Linked DNA regions of Homo sapiens: region 2 is linked to region 1. A link is a contact called in ENCODE Hi-C or POLR2A ChIA-PET data. All regions are on one chromosome and are shown on one strand. The core of a region is the stretch at or near the end of the contact, and the rest is flanking DNA. Distances in the headings are between cores, read along the strand shown.

Region 1 (4,679 bases), core at 1,601-4,100:
ATATTTGGGAAGATGAAATAAACCAGCTGAAGTCTAGGAAATCATGCTCTTACGGATGCCTTTTTGGGGATTCTGCCTGCCATTGTGGGAACTGGCTGCCTAGACACACACACACGCACATGCTGCACACCCATTTTACAGAGACATCAAACCTCAGGAGCTTGGTTACAGCTGCCTCCCACAAGTGCACTAAGGAGCAGAGAAGTGGTCCTTAAAGAGGCTGCAGGAGTGAGGGCAACCGGGCAACCACACACCTCCCAGCGTGGGGTCCAGGAGGCGCCCTGTGCCCTTCTACTGTTGTTTTTTGTTTAAGCCACCTTGAGCTGTTGATAGTTGCAACCTTGTATGATTTTGTTTTTAAGTTAAATACAAACTGTGTATCCGGGGTGTCTGTGCAGTGGTAGGGGGCAGTGGGCAGGGTAGGAAGAAGCTATTCAGGCATTCAGTCCCCACTTACTGGGCACTGACCATGGGCCAGGGGCTTTGGTAGTCTGCTGTGTTTAGAATACAACGGTCCCCCAAGAAATTCACAATTTATTTATTTATTTATTTATTTGAGATGGAGTCTCACTCTTGTCACTCAGACTGGAACACAATGGCTTGATCTCGGCTCACTGTAACCTCCACCTTCCAGGTTGAAGCTGTTCTCCTGCCTCAGTCTCCCGAGTAGCTGGGATTACAGATGCGCGTCACTATGCCCAGCTAATTTTTGTATTTTCAGTAGAGATGGGGTTTCACCATGGTGTCCAGGCTGGTCTTGAACTCCTGACCTCAGGTGATCTGCCTGCTTTGGACCCCCAAAGTACTGGGATTACAGGTGTGACCCACCGTGCCTGGCCTTTTTTATTATTTTTTGAGGCAGAGTTTTGCTCTTGTCACTCAGGCTGGAGTGCAATGGCAGGATCTCAGCTCATTGTAACCTCCGCCTCCCGGGTTCAAGTGATTCTCTTGCCCCAGCTTCCCAAGTAGCTGGGATTACAGGCACTCACCATCACACCTGGCTAATTTTCAGTAGAGACAGGGTTTCACCATGTTGGCCAGGCTGGTCTCGAATTCCTGACCTCAAGGTATCCACCTGTCTTGGCCTCCAAAGGGATTACAGGCATGAGCCACCGCACCGTGTCAGAAACTCATAATTTAATGAGCTCGATTGAATGTCGGCCTTAATCGCCCACAAAAATTGAGGGGTAATCAGAAGCAAGGCTGAAGAGGGTGACAGGGGCTTGTCAGTAGCAGGGCTCTTCAGGGCCCTCGCCATTCTGCTCACCCTTGGAGGGTTTCTCAAGTGTGCCACTGCTGATAAATGTTCCTCCCTCCCTCCTTTCCTTCTTTTTTTTTTTCTTTCCTTCTTCCCTTTCTCTCTCTTTTTTTTTTGAAGGAGTCTCATTCTGTCACCCAGGCTGAAGTGCAGTGGCGTGATCTTGGCTCACTGAAACCTCAGCCTCCTGGGTTCAAGCGATTCTCCTGCCTCGGCTCCCCCAGTAGCTGGGATTACAGGCATGGGTCACCACACTCGGCTACTTTTCTTTTTCTTTCTTACCTTTCCTTCGTTCTCTCTCCCTCTCTCCTTCCTTCTTTCCTTTCTATCTCTCTCTCTTTTCTTTTCTTTTTTGAGACAGAGTCTTGCTGTGTCACCCAGCAGTGGTGTGATCACAGCTCACTGAAGCCTTGAACTTCTGGGCTCAAGCGATCCTCTCACCTCAGCCACCTGAGTAGCTAGGACTACACACAGGCACCACCACGCCTGGCTAATTTTTTATTTTTTTGTATGAACAGGATGCTGCTATGTTACCCAGGCTGGTGTTGAACTCCTGGACTCAAGCGATCCTCCCATCTTGGCCTCCCAAAGTGCTGGGATTACAGGTGTGAGCCATCACACCTGGCTATAACATTAAATTTTAATGGCAAAATCCAAATTCAGAGAATGGAAGTAGAGAATGAATGAATGAAGGCAGTGTGAGGCTCATCTGTGGGTAAAGATGCCAAGCTTGAGGCTGGAGTCAAGGCTACGGTGTCTCAGGGTCCCCAGTGGGGTATTAAATCGGACTGTGGTGATTTGTCCTGAAACCTGGTCATGGAGTGTGTTTCACTGGCTACAGAGACAATGTCCAACCTTGAGCCAAGACACTTATTTAAATAAAATGAAGCAGTCATGATGCAATGTTTCAGTGTTTTCACCTGGGAAATTCACCATGAGCACTTCTTCTACCTCTTAACCAGGGTTCCCAAATCACAACCTGTAGACCAAATTAGGAAGCACGCACAAATCTGCAATGCATCAACGCAGCCAGGCTCTGAAAATAGCAGCTGCAGCCACAAACCAAAGAACAGGCCTTTGTGAACAGACTGAAAGAAACTGCTTGTCCTGAGCTCATCTTTTAAGCCACAGACAGAACTCCTTACTCCTACTAAAGTATGTATTTAAGCAAAGATAGGAATCAATTACATCCAAGTAGGATGGCTTAGCACGTTAGATTTTCCCTTTCTCACTAAGTTTCCAAGGCCTAATTTTCCAACCAGAACCCAAGAGAATATGAACTTATATGAAAAGAAGTGGCCGACCCATTGTACATAGGTTTGATAGCATTAACAGAGGCCAGGCTCTACATGAATCCTGCAAGACCGGGAGATGAATCCCTTTCACAGTGCAAAACCCACTTTCAGGGTGATCGCTGCCTTCAGGAACATGGTTTCACTCCAATAGCTCCAGTGCATCTGTCTCAAACTGTCTCTCATTTTTCAAACAACATTGAATTTATCTCCTCACCCTAATTAACACTACTTAGGAAGGTAAATCAGTTTCAGAAACACTTCTCTGTTAGATTCACATTGAAACCACACAACTTCCTGAGCAGCTTCACACCTGGAGCCACCTTCCAGCCCCACATAGCACCTTTCTTTTTTTTTTTTTTTTTTTTTTGAGATGGAGTCTTGCTCTGTCACCCAGGCTGGAGGGCAATCTCTGCTCACTGCAACCTCCGCCTCCCGGGTTCAAGCAATTCTTCTACCTCAGCCTCCCCAGTAGCTGGGATTACAGGCTCCCACCACCATGCCTGGCTAAATTTTTTTTATTTTTAGTAGAGATGGGTTCTGCCATGTTGGCCAGGCTGGTCTCAAACTCCTGACCTCAGGTGATCCGCCTGCCACAGCCTCCCAAAGTGCTGGGATTACAAGCGTGAGCCACCACGCCCGACCCACCATTCTTGCATTAAGCATATTAAGAGATACCATTCAGAGCCAGACTGATAGTTGAGACAGTATTTATTTTTTAAGTGGCACTGAGGTCATATACTTTAATCCCTCCCAACACATGTAACAGTCCTCTGCCCATCATTAGCGATTCTGAGGATGAAACGTTATGCAAAGTCCCTTACAGAGTCAAATTTGGCCTGAGAGATAAAAAGTCGAGCTTAGCAGATGGCAGGGAATAAAAGGGAGCAGGGGCAGGAGAAGGCTCGTCTTTTTAATCTAAGCCAAAGCCCAAACCAGGTGCCAGAAAGATAAAATAAAAACTGTGCCTATAGTTTTGCAATGCTTTAGGGATGCTGAAGGACAGTCTTTAGAGAATCATTTAAATTAATGTATCTATTCTTCATTTCAAAAGATAAATGAAATACCATCCCAGTGATTCAGTTTTTTCCAGTTTTAAGTAAATACGGTAATGGAAAAGATGGGAGCTCTCTTCCTCCCTTCATTCTTTGCTCCCACCTCTGAAAACCCATTAAGTGGGGCCAGTCACGGTGGCTCATCCCAGCACTTTGGGAGGCCGAGGTGGGAGGATTGCTTGAGCTCAGGAGCTCAAGACCAGCCTGGGACACATGGTGAAACCCTGTCTCTACAAAAAATACAAAAATTAGGCTTGGTGGCACATGCCTGTAGTCCCATCTACTTGGGAGGCTGGGGTGGGAGAATCACTTGAGCATGGGAGGTCGAGGCTGCAGTAAGCAGTAAGCAGTGATCGTGCTGCTGCACTCCAGCCTGGGTGAGCCTGTCTCAAAAACAACAACAAATAACCCCACAAGAAACTCAAATACCCATGGGTCCATATTGAGACAAGTAAATCAGATATGAGAAAGCTTTTCTGTACAAAATACCAACCAATCAGTGTAGAAGGAATGGAAGGATCAGAAACCACTATTTGGCAACTATCATAGTTATTCAGACAAAAAACAGCAATAGATACTGAAACTAGGGGGTAGAAGTTTGATGAGGAACAGGATATTTAGTCTCAAAGCACTTCCCTACAAAATACTTATTAACTTTACAGTGGCAGAACCTGGCAGACAACACAACTAAGTGACATCACCAATAATGGGGAAATTCATAATCATGTGTCGCCTGATACGATCCTATGGGAGGAACACAGCATCACCTCTGAATATTCCTGCCCAAAATGCAGAGCCTGAACCAAATCATGAAGAAACACCAACAAACCCAATTCGAGTTTACACAATAGCCTCTTACCTTAAAATGCAAAGGTGCAAAAGCAAGCCTAAACTGTAGACTGAAGGAGACTGAGACACAACTAATAAATTCAATACAATTATTTATTTTTTACATTTTTTTTGTTTTTTTATTTTGAGACGGAGTCTCACTGTTGCCCAGGCTGGAGTGCAATGGTGCGATCTCGGCTCACTGCAACCTCCGCCTCCCAGGTTCAAATGATTCTCTAGACTCAG
Region 2 (4,679 bases), core at 2,180-4,679, 640 kb before region 1:
GGCCAAGCTGAGAAAGCAGGCACCACCCCAATATCTGCACGGAGCTGTCCTGCAGAGGGAGGTGAGGAGAGGCAGCTGCTCTGTAGCCACCCTAACTGATTTAAATGCAACATCTAGGATCTTAGAGCAGCTACTCCAGGCCATGGAATCCCCACAGTCAGTAACCCAGCAACATGATTCTGGGAAGAAAATCAGAACTCCCAGGTCAAAGGGGAAGTGAGATTTGAAACATGAACAGTAGGAACTGGTCCCAGTCCCCCAAAATTCATTAGTTTTCTGAGTCAGACTCCAAATGCCCCAAGAGTCAGGGCTTCTAGAGCAACAGCAGACGTAGCCACCATCACCACCAGCACCACTATTCAGAGCCCAGAGGATGCCGGACACCTTCCTAGTGGGTTCCAGGCACAGACACAATAACCACTGCCATGCGGCAGCTCCAGAAGCCGGCCAGAGCATGCACTCTGCCTGCAAAGGGTGTGGGCTGACCATCATCTCATCCATAGGTGCTTCCTGGGCAGAAGAGCAGAATTTGATTAGGATGGTGGAAGTCTACAAAAAAGAAAGCATGGGAACCAGTCCCTGAAGAGGAGCTAGGAAGAAAGATGGCCCCCTGATCTGGGGAGGCAGCATTTTCTCTCCAGCTGCTCTTGTATGAATATACCTGTGCAGCACTGGGTTTGGGGGAGAAGGGACATTCAATAACACCTGAAAAGTACTGTCCCCTAGGAAGGGCAATCAGGACACAGGGAGATTCATCCTTAGATCCAGCTCTAGGTCTTGAAGAAAGAAAACAGTCCCCAAAATGATTCATTCATCCTTAAATAGTTCACTGAGGCAGAAATTGTTTCTCCTTTAGAGGAGAAAGATTAAGGTCAGAGAGACAGATACATTGGCTTAGGGTCACACAGTAAGTTGGTGCCAAAAAGATGCTGAGCCTCTTGTCTTTCAGTGTGCTATTTCTAGAGCCTCTGATTTTTTATGAGTCTACTGTAGGGCCAAGAAGGGGCTCTATTCTAATTTGGGGTGGTGCTAGCTTGGCCACCCACGTCTTCTGACCTTGAATGAAGCATTTTTACCAAGGTAAATGGGTCTGTGGAGCCAAACTCTCTCCTGGCTGAGATCTCTCAAAGTCGTTTGTCCGATAAAAGGGGGGTAGGGTGGAGGTAGGGGGTAGGGAAGCTCGAGAAAAAAAAAATGACCAGGAACACAAGTGTAACAGATGCACCCAGCTGTTGTCACTGGCGAGCACAGACAAGGGTGAGGTACCAATGGCTCCAAGGGAGACAGTCTCGGCAGATAAAGGAAGTCAGAGTGACGACCTAAAGTCCCTGAAATGCTAGTGCTGGCTCCGAGGATGTCACGTCACTGGCCTGGCACACTCAGTGAGCACAGAGACTTCACTGATACTTGCCCCTAAGTGGGGAGTCTCTTAGTACATCCCCCAGCACTGGTAGAGTGGTAAGGGATTTTCTTGTGTTTTTCCCTAACCTCCAGCTGAAGCAGAACCTAGACTATGGGAACTTGGGTTGACTGGTTAACTACTAATACTGCCCATACCCCAGCTATAGCAGCAGCCATCTGTGCTGAGGACTTCCCCCAGCGGCACTGTGGTTCAGTAGAAAGGTCACCAGACCAAGCCTGCTAACCAGCTGTTGGACCTTGGACAAAACATTTAACATCTCTGTGCTTTAGTTTTCTACATTTTATAGACATAAACACAGATGCTGGACAAGATGTCTTCTAAAATTTTTTTCCAGTTTTACAACTGAGCATTTGATAGGAGCACAAGTTTCATTTTCCCCAGGAGTAGGATGGCTGAGTGCGCTGTCATCACCACCCTATGGGATTTCTCTCATTTGTCCCAACAGGCCAGCACTTATGGGCTTTGTGTCTGCACCTCACCCCACGGGCCCTGTGAAACCTTTCCAGCAAATGGCTTAGATGTCTGTTCTGCTCCCTCCCCTAGGAAACATATTTTAGACTCAATTCTTCCCTCCTGCAAGTCTGAACTTTAGGTCTCCAGCTGAAGTGGGCAAGGATGGTGGGCTCCAGAAGCAGCAGCTCTGGTGTGGTAGGAGCCAGAAGAGGAGGTGAATGGGGGAAGGATGTCCCTATGTTCTCACACCCCAGGACCTCCAGGACTCTCTAGCCAGGAAACAGGGTCGAGCTGGCATTGCATGATCTGGTTCAGCTCAATTCTCAGCTTCAGCAGTCTTTCTGCCACCCCTGATCACACTGGGTTGGATTTGTGGGGGAGGGAGTCAAGGCCTGCAGACATGAACATACATGCTTAGGTCGGTCAAGTCAACAATGAACGGCAGAGTGGGATGGGAATCCAGGTGTCCGGAGTCCCAGCCCAATACTTTTTCCACCCCAAGCAGAAGATTCTGAAAGGACCCCTGGCCCTCCGGCCCAACACGGGGTCCTGTTTAAAGACACTGGTGATTGCCAGGCTCCAGGGGTGAAGTCTGGTCCTGAGAAGGGTGGCAGGGAGGGGACAAAGTTTGGGGCAGTGCTGGGATGGGAAAGACATCTGCACCTGGAGGCCATTCTTCCTAGACTTTGGGGGGGTGGAGGTGGGGGTAGATGAGGCCTGCAAAAGGAAGAGATGATGCCAGTAACCCATCCTCTCTGAGGTGGTGGAGAGAGAGGTTTGGGTTTTTCCTTCCTCTTCTTTCTTTGCCAGCCGGGCCTCCAGGCCCCCAGGCCTGAAAGTCAGCCGCCACCCCCGACCCCCATCATGAATGTGTCAGTGGGTCCGCCTTGGGCCAACAGGCTCCCTCAAACCCACATTTCTAGCCTAACACAGACCCTCCTCCGACGCCCCGAGAATACCCATCAGTCTTTACTGATTCCCTGGCATACCCTCCTCCCTACAACGCCCCCTGCAGACGCGGCGTCCCCGGGGTGTCCCTCCCCAGGATAAATTCCCCCAAAGTGCCGTCAGCCCAGAAAACTCGGCAGTGCGGCTCCCGCGCGTGGGGCACCCCGGGCCACCCTTCCACCCCGCGGGGGGACCCCGCCGCCCAGGTGCCCTCGACCCCGAGACTCACCCAGAAGAGCATGTTGAAGAAGAAGAGCAGGTATTTCACCAGCGGGCTGACGAAGGAGAACTCCTCCCCGGAGGCGGCCGGCGCCCGGGGTCTCCGCGCCATGGCCCCGCCGCCGCCACCGCCCCCGGGGGCCTATTTCCCAGCGGCTGCCGGCCGGCCTGTGTGCCCCGCGCCCGGGGGCATGAGCCGAGCCGCGCCGCGCAGGAGCCCGGCCGGCGGGGGAGCCTGCGCTGCGGCGGGAGGCGCCCGAGCCGGGGGGCCGGGAGCGGCGCGGGCCGGGGAACCGCGCCTGGAGCTGCTGGAGCCGCGGTGGGCAGCGCGAGCGGACGAGACTCACCCGCGGCCGCAGGACCAGCCCGGCCAGCCAGGCGCCCAGGAAACCCGGCCCGCCCCCGGCCGCTCATTGGCGCGACGGCTGGAGCCCGACTTCCCATTGGCTCGTGGCTGATGTCACTAAGTATCCAGCCATCCCTCTCCACCGAGAGTCGGGGGAGACACCTGTTCTGTGAGGGATAACTTGTTAAAGGGTCAGCGGTTCTGCCTCTCCCCTACCCCTAAGGGAAAGCATCCAGGCTGCAGCTGCTCAAAGGAACAAGAGTGAGGAGAAGGAATGCACAGTGCATCCCACACCCACGTCCTCCGCCCAGCTGCTGTGCACATATGCAAACACACATACATTAAAATCAACAAGTACGCACACCGTGTGTTGAGCAATGCGCCGAAAGCTCTGGGAACGCGGGAGAACAGAAACAATCCCTGGGGGATGACAATAAAATCAGGGAGACAAAACTAACCTACACATAACAATTAGACCAAGGGTAGATGCAATCTTGTTTAGTAACTATACATTTTAAATGCTTATTTCAGAAGCTCTACAACCCAACAGTGGAAATTTGGAAACATCACCGCCAATCCCGCCATCCTAATTCATTGCTGTCTCAATTCCCGCCCCCGCAGCCCCTCTTCCCTTGGTCTACTTGCAGACACCGTTTTTAACATGCTGATCCGGCACACACAGGTTGAGTGCAGCGTAGCTGGCGAATATATTATGCTGGCTACCCTAACTAATACAAGTTGAACCTCGGGGAGGGAATCTGATTCCACCATAATTAGCTGCGTGAAAGCTGCAAGCTACTTAATCTCTCGGAGCCTCAGTTTGTTTAATGTTAAATGGGAGAGTCCTGACCTAGATGGCGATTTGAGGATTAAATGAGATAATGCATGTAGCTCACTTAGCACATGGCTGGCACATGGAAGGCTCATCAAAGGCATTACAGTATTTCGTTTTAGCAGAATTAAGAATCCAGTGTGGAAATATGATAACCGCACAAATAATTATAATACGTTTGGTAGAAGGTTAGTGAAGATAGCGTGGCAAGTGAAATTAGGGGAGGATGGGATTTAGAATAGTAGAGACGGAGGGGAAACATAATCCAGGTGGATTAAAAAAAAAGGGGGTGAACCAAAGCCTGGAGGTGCAAAAGCACGCCATGTGTTTCGTGCAAAATAAGCAGACTGCTGTGGCTGGAGCACAGGGTATGCTTGGAATAGCAGTGGGACATAATGCTGACCGATGCCGTTACATGTGGAATTGTGTTAAAACTGCGGAAGTAATTGAATATCAGA

The links. Hi-C counts contacts between places; a loop is a spot of excess contacts on that map. ChIA-PET counts read pairs that join two places held with the same protein, here RNA polymerase II (POLR2A). Pooled maps may share reads with other maps.
Region 2: a pooled map shows a loop between it and region 1 (2.7-fold over the local background). The contact joins the promoter of TSPAN33 here to the enhancer-like site in region 1. A Hi-C loop is called at or near these places in 1 of 50 pooled maps. POLR2A ChIA-PET finds 5 or more read pairs at or near these places in 2 of 52 experiments (GM12878 and H1).

Annotation. Positions count from the first base shown.
Region 1 is chr7:128,505,167-128,509,845 of GRCh38, reverse strand. It overlaps METTL2B (methyltransferase 2B, tRNA N3-cytidine), which reads right to left. Exons shown (of 9, transcript NM_018396.3): 9 at 3,244-4,679. Among named protein-coding and RNA genes, the nearest start is that of METTL2B, 31 kb to the right of the region's middle. RefSeq lists an enhancer at 2,981-3,070. Within about 2 kb of position 2,850, at least 5 of the 41 ENCODE cell types and tissues checked have a DNase peak (open chromatin) inside an H3K27ac peak, as active enhancers do; they include GM12878, where a contact is called at or near this core.
Region 2 is chr7:129,143,457-129,148,135 of GRCh38, reverse strand. It overlaps TSPAN33 (tetraspanin 33), which reads right to left and starts at 3,429. Exons shown (of 8, transcript NM_178562.5): 1 at 3,054-3,429. The coding sequence starts at 3,155. RefSeq lists an enhancer at 395-444 and a silencer at 3,307-3,516.